2 separate regions of the Homo sapiens genome follow, and region 2 is linked to region 1. The links are chromatin loops, found by intact Hi-C in ENCODE. Cell type or tissue: GM12878. All regions are shown on one strand. Each heading gives the region's core, and the rest is flanking DNA. Links, peaks and the distances in the headings are about the cores only.

Region 1 (2,812 bases), core at 247-2,746:
GTTTGATGGGGGAGGGGGACAAGTGCTTTCATAGGAGGGGGACTGCCTCTGGCATGTGTGTGATGGGGAGGGGGACAAGTCCCTTCATGGGGGGATGTTCATGGCATGTGTGTGATGGGGAAGAGTTGACTGAGAAGGTAAAATTGAACTAAAACAGAAAACCAGGGACAAATCAAGAAGGCAAAAAATATTTTCAAGGAATGTAATTTAAATTTGTGCTAGATGAGATGAGAAAAATGATGCCATGGTTATTTTTTTAGGCAGCAGGAGCCTTCACATCTTTTAATTCCTCATCATCATGGACACTGACTAGAGTTGATTTCATCTGGACCTTTTCATCATGAGGCTTTGAGGCTATAGCCGATTATACTGGTAATCCAGCTGTGTCATCTCTGATTAAAAAGGCTCCTTGGGCTTGCCTGTCCTGCTCTTACACTAACGCATGCAACGGGGGCCTGGCCAGGTTGCAAAAGGATATGAGGGCCAGAGAAGATCTATCTTTAAGTAGGAGACGGTTGAGGCAGCTTAACAGAGCAACTAAGAGCACAGACCCTGGAGCCAGACTGGCTGGGGAAGAATCCCAGTGTTGCCGCTGACCAGCTTTGCCACCTTCAGCAAGTTACCTAACCTTTCTGTGCCTTGGTTTTCTCATCAGTAGAGTAAGAATATAATCAGTCTTCACATGATGTGAGGCTGAAACAAGTTAATACATTTTAAATGCTTAGAAAGGTACCTGGCAAACATTCAGCTCTATTTATTGTTTGTTATTTTATTAAAAATAAAATGAATGTTATCGATGGACATGGGTGAGAAGCAGTGAGGAGTAGAAAGAACATAAGCTTGGCCATCAGACAGACTTGCATTTGAATCCTGATTCCACAACCTTTTAAAATCAACATTTATATTTTTCTAATTATAAAAGGCATATGTATTTATAGCAGAAAATTTAGAAAATACAGGAAGTAAAGACCAACCCTAAATGTACCACAGGCAGATGGCCACCATATTTCGTGTTGTTGGCAATGATATTTGCACTGGAGCCTTGCTCTGATGCTAGTGGCTTCTTGGTTTTTATTATTCCTCCTCTCTTTGTATATCCCTCAGAGAGATATCTAGGAATCATTTCAGGGCGAGGCACTGTGAATGCTCAGTAAAGAAAATATTTTTTGACAATGAGAAGACCTTTGATATGTAACTCAGAGCCTTTAATCCACACTCTTTTTATAGTTTGTTCCTGACATTTAGGAGCTAGGGTTTCTGGTGATAAAGCATGCCAAACATTTAGATTGAAACTTATAAATTCCTTCTTCCAACTTCCCTGCTGTAATTACTTAGCTGCCCACATTATTGTTGTCAATTGCCAAGGGTGGCTGGTGAGTGAGAGGTAGGTTATTTGTACCTGGTGTGGGTCACACTCCCACTTGGTCTGAGTGTTTTGTTTAATGCTCCACAAGAAGGCCATCGATGGGTAACAGAGTAGAAGTAATAGGAGAAGTCTACTGGGTGATGATTTGGCAGCTCAAGGAAAGTTGTAAATTAGGCTCTCAGAAGGGAACTTTCTGGCAAACTCAGTGAACAAACACAAGGTATGCGCTGGCCAGAACTTGTAATAAGCTGACTTTCTCTTTCACTGGTGGTTTCCTCTTGTTGGTTTTTTGGTGAAGTGGTTAGACGTGTTAACTATTGCCCAAACAGAATATGGACTGTTCTGGGGTTGGGGATGCAGGGGTGGCCAACAGTGGGGAAGAGGAAGGGTGTAAATGTATGGATCCACAAGTCCGAGCAGTCTTCTATGATATTGGAGAAGGGTTGACAGTGTAACCAAATCTATGCCTGGTCACTATCCGTGAGCAACGGCGCACGGACTAAGTGCTCCCAATAACCCTTCTCTCTGCTTTCAACTTCAGGGGTGCAGAGGGCCTATAATGTAAAATCATGACACTGATAGAAACCTTAAGGAGGTTTCTCTCATTTCTCCCATTTAGTAAGCAAACTAGACCTTGTCATATATGGCGAATCCAATTGTGTAAGTTAATTTTCTTATCTTTAGTCATTGTAACAGCAACCTACACTAGTGGTGAAGCTAGAAATGGGTCTATCTTTCCCACCGAGGCCCATGTGAATATGGCCAAGTACCCACTTTAATTAGGGCAACCAAACATTTTAATTTGCCCAGGGCAGTCATAATTTATGCCTCTTGTTCTAAAGAATACATATCTATAAAACCCCCCTTTATTCTCAAAAATTTCCCAGTTAAAATAATAAATTATATGGGTCCCCCAACATGAACAAAATCAGGGAGGAGCCCTCCAACACACAGGCCAACTTTTCACACTGTCGCTTTGCTCAGAAAAAGTTCCATTGTCTCTAAAAGACTCTTAGCCCTGGGGTCATGGGCTGATTTCTTTTTTTTTTTTTTAATTTCTCTAGCAATATTGCTCCCCAACCAGGGACCACTGCCTTTTAGTGCATTGTTTTTCAAACTCTTTTCAGCAGCAGAATCTATTTTTTCAGATGAAAAGTTAGGCAGAGCTCCAATGTTTAAAGCAGATAAAGTAGAGCTTTTCCTGGTTGAAGTGGGGGCGGGAAGCTCAGATACCCACACATTTGGCCTCTCTTGTTCTTTCCTTCTGGTGTGGGTCCCTACTGAATTTTATGGTTTTGTGGAACATAGATTAAAATTTACCACCAGAGCATAACGCTACCATCAATTTAATGTGTTGCCAGTTTCTCGATGAAATAGTTTTGTTCCTTAGTAAAGTCAGGTTAGCAATACCGCATTTATTTTACCTTGGCATAAGTTAATAATGAT
Region 2 (2,812 bases), core at 185-2,684, 63 kb after region 1:
AAGGAAGTTAACCCGATGAAGGCACTCAAAGCAGGGCAAAGAAAGTGGCTAGTGGAATATAAAGTTCCAGCCTTGACCCTTACTACATAGTTTTAAATAAACACCATGAATACACCTTTGTTGATAATTATTTTCCATTTGACTTCCTACATTTTGAATGTAATATTAGCCAATGGAATACTAGTATTCTAGGGTTAGAAGAATCATTGGAAGCCATCTAGTCCTACTCCCTGTTGAGAATATTTTGAGGGCATTTGTGTAGGCCAGGCTGTAGCTGTATCTCATCCATGTTTGTTATAATGAGATCTGGGAATTTACACTGGAAACTCTTTGTTCATTTGCAAAATTTAAATTGTTCTTGATTAGGTTGCTTCCCAGAGCACTTTTATATAATTAGAATAAAATAAATTGTGGTGGGGAAAGGTGCTTATACATCATCATTGGATTACCCATCTGCCTTTGAGATGTGGCTGTGTAAATGGTTCAGCTGTGGGCCACTTGCCATGTTGGAAACTGGTGTATTGTAGTGTGTGGGGGGTGGGTGGGGGTAGGTGCCTGGCTTAGTTTAGATATTCATGATCAGTAGAAGTTCACAAAATGTGGAATTAACTGGTAATCATTGTGTAACTTGTGATACGCTTTCTTGGGCTGGACTTCTGGGATTTCATATGGCAGGAAGAAAGAATCACAGCCTAATAACAGTAACAATAATATTCTTATATGGCAGCAAATTTTACTGAGTGCATACTGTTCTCTCTATATGTGTGTGTATGTGTGTATGTATGTGTGTGTATGCATATACACACACACATATATACATATACTGTGTATAAATATATGCATATAATTACGCATTTAATCCTTTATGACATTTCATCTTTATAACATCCTTTAAGGTAGAAACTATTATTATTCTCATTTTACAGATGAGAAAATTGAGGTATGGAAAGATTAAATGATTGGACAAGGTTATTCAAGCCCAAGTTAGATGGGGTCATATTTTAAAAATGTAGTAAAGCCTCCATTCACAAGTAGATGAACTTGGACCACAAGGAGATAATGTGGTTTTCTCAATAGCAGAGGTGAAACTGGAACACAGATCTACTCCTTGTCAGCTTCACTTTCATATGTCACTCCCTCCACTCTCTGCTGGCTAAGTGTTAAGCAAGGTGATTTCTAAGATCTTTCAGTCTCTAAGCTGATATATTTCTGAGTCGAGCAAACATGAAATTTAAGTGTTGTCCTGGAAAATCCCCCTCTACTTAAACCTTTTCCTTTCAGGGGATAGGCGTGTCTTTCCAGAAATAGAGTTCAACAGCATCAAGCTACCATCATCCAATGGAAGTGATAGGAAAAAAATTACCTAGATGACTCATTTATCTTGTGAACCATGGACTCATAAAGAAGAAAACACATAGCAGGAACATACATATGTTATTACATGCTGAGATAGTAAGGTTAAAGAAAGTTAGAGAAGGTAAGTTTACAACAGAATGGAATAAACTATGCAGATAAGCTGGAAGTACTATAGAATTCTCCAACCATCTCTCCTTCAGTGCTAGGAGTCTGATAATTACATCAAAACCAGAATTATTTGCATGCCCAGACATCTTCATGGAGACTGCCCTGTTTGTCTTTTGTTAGTCTAGCTCAGTGGTCCTTACACTTAAACATGCCTAAAAATTATTGTATAGGGCTGTATATACACAGGATAATGTATGCTGTCATGTGTGGATAAAATAGGGGGCTTTGTGAAGGGTATTTTTGACTATATGAAATTTTCCCCTGTAAGTGCAGGCTTTAAAACCTAACAATTGGAGGAGATGTATGCCCACTTTAAATCTACATGTCAAACTTATTGGCTTGTGAATTCAGTAAAATTAATAGCAACAGGAATAGCAATCATTACCATGGAGAATCATTTAGTGGGGTATTTTGCTGTTGCATAGACGTCATCAGAGAGGACATAGGAATCTTAATAGCATCTGTCAGAGAATTCAAAGGTATTAGATTTAGGGCTTTAAAAGTTTATGATTTTCTATCCAGTCAACTGACCCAAATATTATCCTCAAACACTCTTGGATCATTGAACATATGTTACATCTTTCATGAAGACTTCTTTGACTTAATTGCTTCTTTTGTTTGTTCGTTTGTTTGTTTGTTTTGTGAGACAGAGTCTTGCTTTGTCACCCAGGCTGGAGTGCAGTGGCATGATCTCAGCTCACTGCAATCTCCGCCTCCCAGTTCAAGCGATTCTCGTGTCTCAGCCACCCCAGTAGCTGGAATTACAGGCATGCACCACCATGCCTGGCTAATTTTTGTATTTTTAGTAGAGATAGAGTTTTGCCATGTTGGCCAGGCTGGTCTCAAACTCCTGGCCTCAAGTGATTCGCCTACCTCAGCCTCCTAAACTACTGGCGTTACAGGCATGAGCTTCTGTGCCCAGCCTTAATTGCTTCTTTAGTGCTGCCCCTGCACTTAACACAGAAATCTGTAGAAGTGATTATTCTCATTGTATGTTAAGGGCTTATTTGTGGATGACTATCTTCTCAAGTATCTTCCAAGGTAGAACATGTGCCTTTTTAGTGTTATTACCTCAATTTTTAGTAGAGATGGCCAACTCGCATCATTTGCTCAATAATTATTTATTGATTGACTCGATTAATCCGAGTCACTATAGCATTCTACTTTCTGAGGAATGGGAGGACTACAATCAGGGCCTAAGCTTTTAGCATACACTCAGTTTGCATTGTGCTAAATTTTCTGTTAAAAAGATAACATCTGCCTGCCCCAATAGGAGCTGGAGATTTCA

The links. Peaks named below come from ENCODE experiments on the same cell type or tissue, not always from the same donor. Only the 100,000 strongest peaks of a DNase experiment are listed, where the experiment ranks them.
Region 2: a loop joins it to region 1, with 4 times the contacts of the local background. A loop is called at or near these places in 4 of 110 quality-filtered maps.

Annotation. Positions count from the first base shown.
Region 1 is chr10:88,074,701-88,077,512 of GRCh38, forward strand. All of the region lies in intron 5 of LOC105378415 (a long non-coding RNA gene), which reads right to left. Among named protein-coding and RNA genes, the nearest start is that of PTEN, 210 kb to the left of the region's middle. In GM12878, for the core only: no CTCF peak of the experiment used is centred there; a DNase peak (open chromatin) is centred at 1,582; H3K27ac peaks cover 1,321 bases.
Region 2 is chr10:88,137,374-88,140,185 of GRCh38, forward strand. The region is part of intron 1 of LOC101929727 (a long non-coding RNA gene); the gene reads left to right. Among named protein-coding and RNA genes, the nearest start is that of PTEN, 280 kb to the left of the region's middle. In GM12878, for the core only: no CTCF peak of the experiment used is centred there; a DNase peak (open chromatin) is centred at 1,128; H3K27ac peaks cover 617 bases.